Linked DNA regions of Homo sapiens: region 1 is linked to region 2. Evidence: chromatin contacts called from ENCODE Hi-C or POLR2A ChIA-PET data. All regions are on one chromosome and are shown on one strand. The core of a region is the stretch at or near the end of the contact, and the rest is flanking DNA. Distances in the headings are between cores, read along the strand shown.

Evidence for each region. A loop is a pair of places that touch in the nucleus more often than their neighbours do. ChIA-PET counts read pairs that join two places held with the same protein, here RNA polymerase II (POLR2A). Pooled maps may share reads with other maps.
Region 1: a map of endothelial cell of hepatic sinusoid shows a loop between it and region 2 (4-fold over the local background). The contact joins two enhancer-like sites. A Hi-C loop is called at or near these places in 8 of 168 maps with a recorded cell type or tissue (Caco-2, Calu3, IMR-90 and 5 more), 12 of 37 single-sample maps with no recorded cell type and 15 of 50 pooled maps. POLR2A ChIA-PET finds 5 or more read pairs at or near these places in 10 of 52 experiments (AG04449, HepG2, MCF 10A and 7 more).

Annotation. Positions count from the first base shown.
Region 1 is chr5:126,459,658-126,462,357 of GRCh38, forward strand. The region is part of intron 1 of GRAMD2B (GRAM domain containing 2B); the gene reads left to right. Among named protein-coding and RNA genes, the nearest start is that of GRAMD2B, 38 kb to the left of the region's middle. Within about 2 kb of position 1,439, at least 6 of the 41 ENCODE cell types and tissues checked have a DNase peak (open chromatin) inside an H3K27ac peak, as active enhancers do; they include mammary epithelial cell, where a contact is called at or near this core.
Region 2 is chr5:126,352,961-126,355,660 of GRCh38, forward strand. The region is part of intron 1 of LOC124901056 (a long non-coding RNA gene); the gene reads right to left. Among named protein-coding and RNA genes, the nearest start is that of GRAMD2B, 69 kb to the right of the region's middle. Within about 2 kb of position 1,436, at least 9 of the 41 ENCODE cell types and tissues checked have a DNase peak (open chromatin) inside an H3K27ac peak, as active enhancers do; they include mammary epithelial cell, where a contact is called at or near this core.

The DNA of each region.
Region 1 (2,700 bases), core at 189-2,688, 110 kb after region 2:
TGTAGTGGAATATTTTTTAACCTTTTACATTTGCAAAGATCAAAAAGTTTAGCGCTAGTCACGATTAAAATGATGATTGTTATTTTGTGTGCCAGCTATTATGCTAGGTACTTCAAAATATAAATATTTTTAAGGCTAACACTTTATTAGTGAGAAGATATAGACACTGTTGAATATTTGGGTATGCATCACAAAATGTCTACCGAGGGCAATTTGGCAATAGCTGTAACATTTTTTCTATCATACCTTTTGACACAGCAGTTCCATTTCCAGAAAATTATTCACACATGTAATAAACATATAAGGACATTTGTTGCAATGTTGTTAGTATTTGCAAAAGACTGAAATATACCTACATGCCCCATCAGTAAGGAACTGGTTAAATAACATTTCATCCTTACGATGTAACTTTATGCAGTCATTAAAAAGTATGAGGAAGATCTATGGGTACTGAAAGAACACCAAGATAAAATAAGTTAAAAAAAAAGCAAGGTGCAGAATAGCATGCTGTCTATCATTTGTGGTTCAAAAATGCACACGTTTACATACGCACAGTCTCTCCCAGGAAGGACACACAAGTTGCTGGGAAGAGTAGGTGCCTTTGTGGAGAGAAACTGGGTCACCATGAAACAGGGGTAAAAAGAAAATTTGTTTTTCCATTTGTAACTTTTAAATTTTATACTTATGCTTATAGTGCCTATTCAGAAATAAATATGTAGACAGATAAATGAAATTTATAGTTGTCCAAACAAAAATATATGTATCAGAATTGTAAATGGAAGATCATTCTTCTTGACTTGTAAAAATCTAGTTTGGGAGATTCTGAGTTTATGAAATTGGAAAAGCTAAAGGGTTTCCCAGCCATCCTGTCTCCATTGCTCACTCCTGCACTTCCGCACTCCATTCTATTTCCTTCTTTTGGTCACTGTGAGGCCTCTCTTTATTTGTACTATGGCTGCTGTCCAGCCCTCTTCCATCTCTATAGCCCAACTCTTTGCTTCCCAAGTATCGTGGCCTGTGTCTGCCAGCCACGGAGCCACTGAATAGGCAGCACTCCAAAAACAAGCGTCTATGAGGCCCCAGATCTTGGTGAATCCAGGTGCCAACATGGTTTTCACTACAGTTTCAGGAACACTCTACTTTCACAGACCCACCCATGACCACAGCAATCCCATTGCCAGGCATTTATTCTATGAAGACCCTCTGATGAAACATATCCTATCTTCAGACACTTCTAAACCTTTGTTGATCAAGACTGTGGCTTTAAAATGATCAGAGACTTTTTAAAAAATAATTGTAGATGTAAAACTACCTCTACTTCTACTACCATAAGGAAGCTTAGTGATTTTTTTTATGCCTTTAGCTTAGATTAACATGTGGGTAGACTCAAACACAGGGACTCATCACTGTAATTAGAAGGGAACACACCTTCTTGGACTGAACCACAGTGAAACACTTGTTTTCCTTCACCTGAGACACAGCTGAATCATAGCTTCTACCTTCAGCTACTTATTTACCTGGACTTGCATGTGATGTGCCTGAATACAATACATTCCCAGCAGGAGCGGCAAAGGGCCAGTGATGTGACAAGAGAAAGGTGTATTGAGTTTAGCTGAAACTCACAGAGACTATCTCCAGCAGGAATGATACTTGACTCCACATAAGAGTTCTAATTCTGAAAAATTGTGAAATGAGAATTTAAGTCATCATCAAACTAATGATGTCTGGGAAGTGACAAATATTAGATGGCTGATAGGGATTGTACAACCTGTTTTTGTATGTATAAATTGTGTAACAGTGTGTGGCAGTGTTTTATTGAAACAAGATTGTCCTAGCCAGTAATAAAAATGCTGTTCCCTGGCTGGGCATGGTGGTTTATGCTTTGTAATCCCAGCACTTTGGGAGGCCGAAGCAGGTGGATCACTTGAGGCCAGGAGTTCGAGACCAGCCTGGCCAACACAGCGAAACCCCGTCTCTACTAAAAATACAAAAATTAGCCAGACATGGTGGCAGGCACCTGTAATCCCAGCTACACGGGAGGCTGAGGCAGGAGAATCACTTGAACCTGGGAGGTGGAGGCTGTAGTGAGCAGAGATCACGCCATTGCACTCCAGCCTGGGTGACAAGAGTGAAACTCCATCTCAAAAAAATAAATAAATAAAAATAAAAATGCTCTCCCCTAATAGGTGAAGTCAGGTTTAGTTGTTATAAGCATGACTGTCTCACTGCTTTGAAATTTCTACTAAAAGCCTTTCAGGCAGGGACCATAACTGATGCTTAAAGTGGGTTGGAGATGGGAGGAGAAATAACCTGCCAAGGCCAAGTAAAGGTTGGTCCTGTGTCTCCAGCATTTTCTACTGCTTCTGTGGATACTTACACCTGCCAGCTCACTTACCTGTCTCATCTACAAAGCTCTGAGCACCCTGACAACAGGGACAAGTCCAGTAAATATTTGTTGAAAAAGGAGGATTGGTTTTTTGGTTTGTTTTTTCAGTTGACTCTTTTAGTCAAAGTCCGTAACAGGGCTTTGTCTTCTGGTTAAAAAATAAATAAAAACTGATTTCCTTATTTTCATGATTTAAATGAAACCTGTTCAGCTTCGTTGACCGTAACTTTAAAGTTACTAAGTGGCCTGGTTCAGCTTCATTGACAGTAACTTAAAAGTTTCCAAAAGGCCTTGAGGAAGCATTCCATTTCCCC
Region 2 (2,700 bases), core at 186-2,685:
CGTGGACTGTGTCTTCCCAGGAAAAACTTACAAGACAATCAGAAACATCTCCTCTAGAACCACCTGATATAGGATTATTTTGTAAGAGAACAACCCAAGGAGCCTCTATAACCCCAAGTGATCAAAACTTAAATCAATAAGAAATTGACATCGTGTGCTTCTTGATCTGATGCACTGAGAACAACACAAAGATTATCATTGTGGCGATCTTACCAAAGATACAAAACCTGAATTTAATCAGAAAGAAGCATCAGAAAACCCAAACTGAGGAATATTCTTAAAACAAACAAACAAACAAACAAAACTGTCCCGTACTCCTCAAATTTATTGACGGGGGAAAAAAAAAAAGACCAAGGAACTGTTTGATTGGAGAGACTAAGGAAACATGCTTATAAAATACAACATGGCCCCTGGGTTGGACTGCAGCCTAGAAAGACAGCTGAAAATTTTGAATAAGGCCTGTGTATGAAGTAGTATTGTGTCAGTGTTAGTTTTCTAATTTTGATTAATTGCATTATAGTTCGATCTGGATGAAATGATGAAGTAGCTCTTGTAAGAGTTCAAAATGAGAAGTTAAAAAGTTTAAGTTGTTAAAATCAGTGGATAGCAGATAATGAGCAATTGGAAGATGATACCTGAAATAGGCAGATTACAAATGACGTTTGTCATATTTAGTTGGATATTGGTTGACTTGAGCACTGATTTGCAACATGTGTTTGGGGCTATCCCACTACACCCCCAAGTTCACACTCACCTATTTTTACTTGAATATGTCACTTAATTCTTAGAGAAACTTCAGAATAGTGTTGCTCACAGTTCACTTTGATTTTACAATGTAAAATATACATATAAATATTTTTACAAGGGGAAAAGAAAGAGGGAATATCATACAAACAAAAAGCTAACTTCCAAAGAGATAGTTGAATTTCACAATCAATTAAAACAGAATCACCTGGGAAGCTTGTTAAAAAAAACTCTGATGCCCAAGTCTCACACCAAACCTATAAAATCAGAATGTATAGGTGTGGGGTATTTGTACAAGTTCTGTGCAATTGTGAGGCATACTAAGAAAGTTTGAGAACCACCATTTAAGAAAATAACTGGTCTCTAAATTAGGACTCATTATCCACTAGATGGTGCCAAGAATTCAAAGATGGAACTTTGTGGTACAATGTCTATTTTCCTTTGAGTATACAGTGTGTTCATTTTCCTTCTTATCCACTTTCTCTTCGACCTCTCCCCAACTTGTAGGAAAGGGTTACATCACACCAAAATAGATATTTTGTTCAGTATCAGTCTAGCAGCTTCTCCTTGGATTTTGGTTATAACAGACAGGCTCGTTCTGAAGGGATATTGAGAGGAAGTTGTGTGAGTACTCTTCCCTTAGCCTTTTACTTTCTCAGTGCAGATATTTAGAAGAGGAAAATCCACTGTAAGAGGTGGCCTCATTGGCAATGAGTGATTGGATAAGAAAGAATGGTCTGACCAGTTCCTAAAAGCCATATTTAGCCGTTTGTGGTTTTGATCCCTGTCCTTTCCCGGAAACAATGACTTCAAGAATGTACCACAACTATTTGGTATGTTATATCAGTTAAATAATAAGTCATATTATTAAATATCAGATTACTCTTAAGCTACCACTGCCTCAATGGAAAAGCATTTGACAATTTCTTAAACTGTTTTATCCTTTCTTTATCCTCAGGATTTTTGCAATTAAAAAATCCTGTGCAGATGATAATCTCATTTCAGTTTTTCTGATGAGTTTATGTGTTTGGAATCTGCTCCAAGGCATTGTGTTTATCCTCATGAATGTTTATTTTTAAATGTGTATCGAATAGAAATGGCTAGAAAGCCGAGCAAGACAAATAACATTTTATTAATCCTTGTCTTAGTCTCTTTGTGCTGCTATAACAAAGTACCTGAGACTGGGTAATTCATGAAAAAAAAAAAAAAAAAAAAATGTATTTTCTTACCATTCTCGAGGCTGGGAAAGATCGGGGCACTGGCTTCTGATGTGGGTTTTTTGGCCACACCCTCACACGGAAGGAGGAACAGGGGCAAACTAACTAAACAGTTCACGAAGCCTCTTTTATAAGGACCTTAATCCCACTAACAAGGGAGAAGCCCTCATGGCCTAATCATCTCTTAAAGGCCTCACCTGTTATCACACTGGCAACCTTTGAATTTTGGAGGGAACACATTCAAACCATAGCAGTCCTACAAATATCTATTGAGCAACAATATGTACCAGGCACTGTGATACACATTGGTGTAGGGACACAGGGTTGAACAAAGCAAAAAAATATAAGCTTTCATGAATTTGCATTCTAGCTGTGAGAAATGTACAGAGGAAAAAAATAGCAAGATAATGATAGAGTGACAACTCTTTTACTTCATAAAGCAGAGAGGTGTAATAGTTTCTGCACAAGCCAGGATTATTTTTGACATTGTAGTCAGGGGAGGCTCCCTGAGAAGGTGACATTTGAGTTGAAATTGAATGATGACAAGAAGAGCCAGAAAGGAAGCTATATAGTCAGTGGGCGGAGCAGGTGCAAAGATCCAGGGGTAGAAACAAGTGTGGTATATTGCAGATTAGGAAAAAAACCAATGAAAGGAAGCATGAGCTAAATGAGGCTGGAGATATGGGCAAAGACCTGAGCAGGGCCAGAGGTTGCAATTTAGTGAAATAGAAAATTAGGA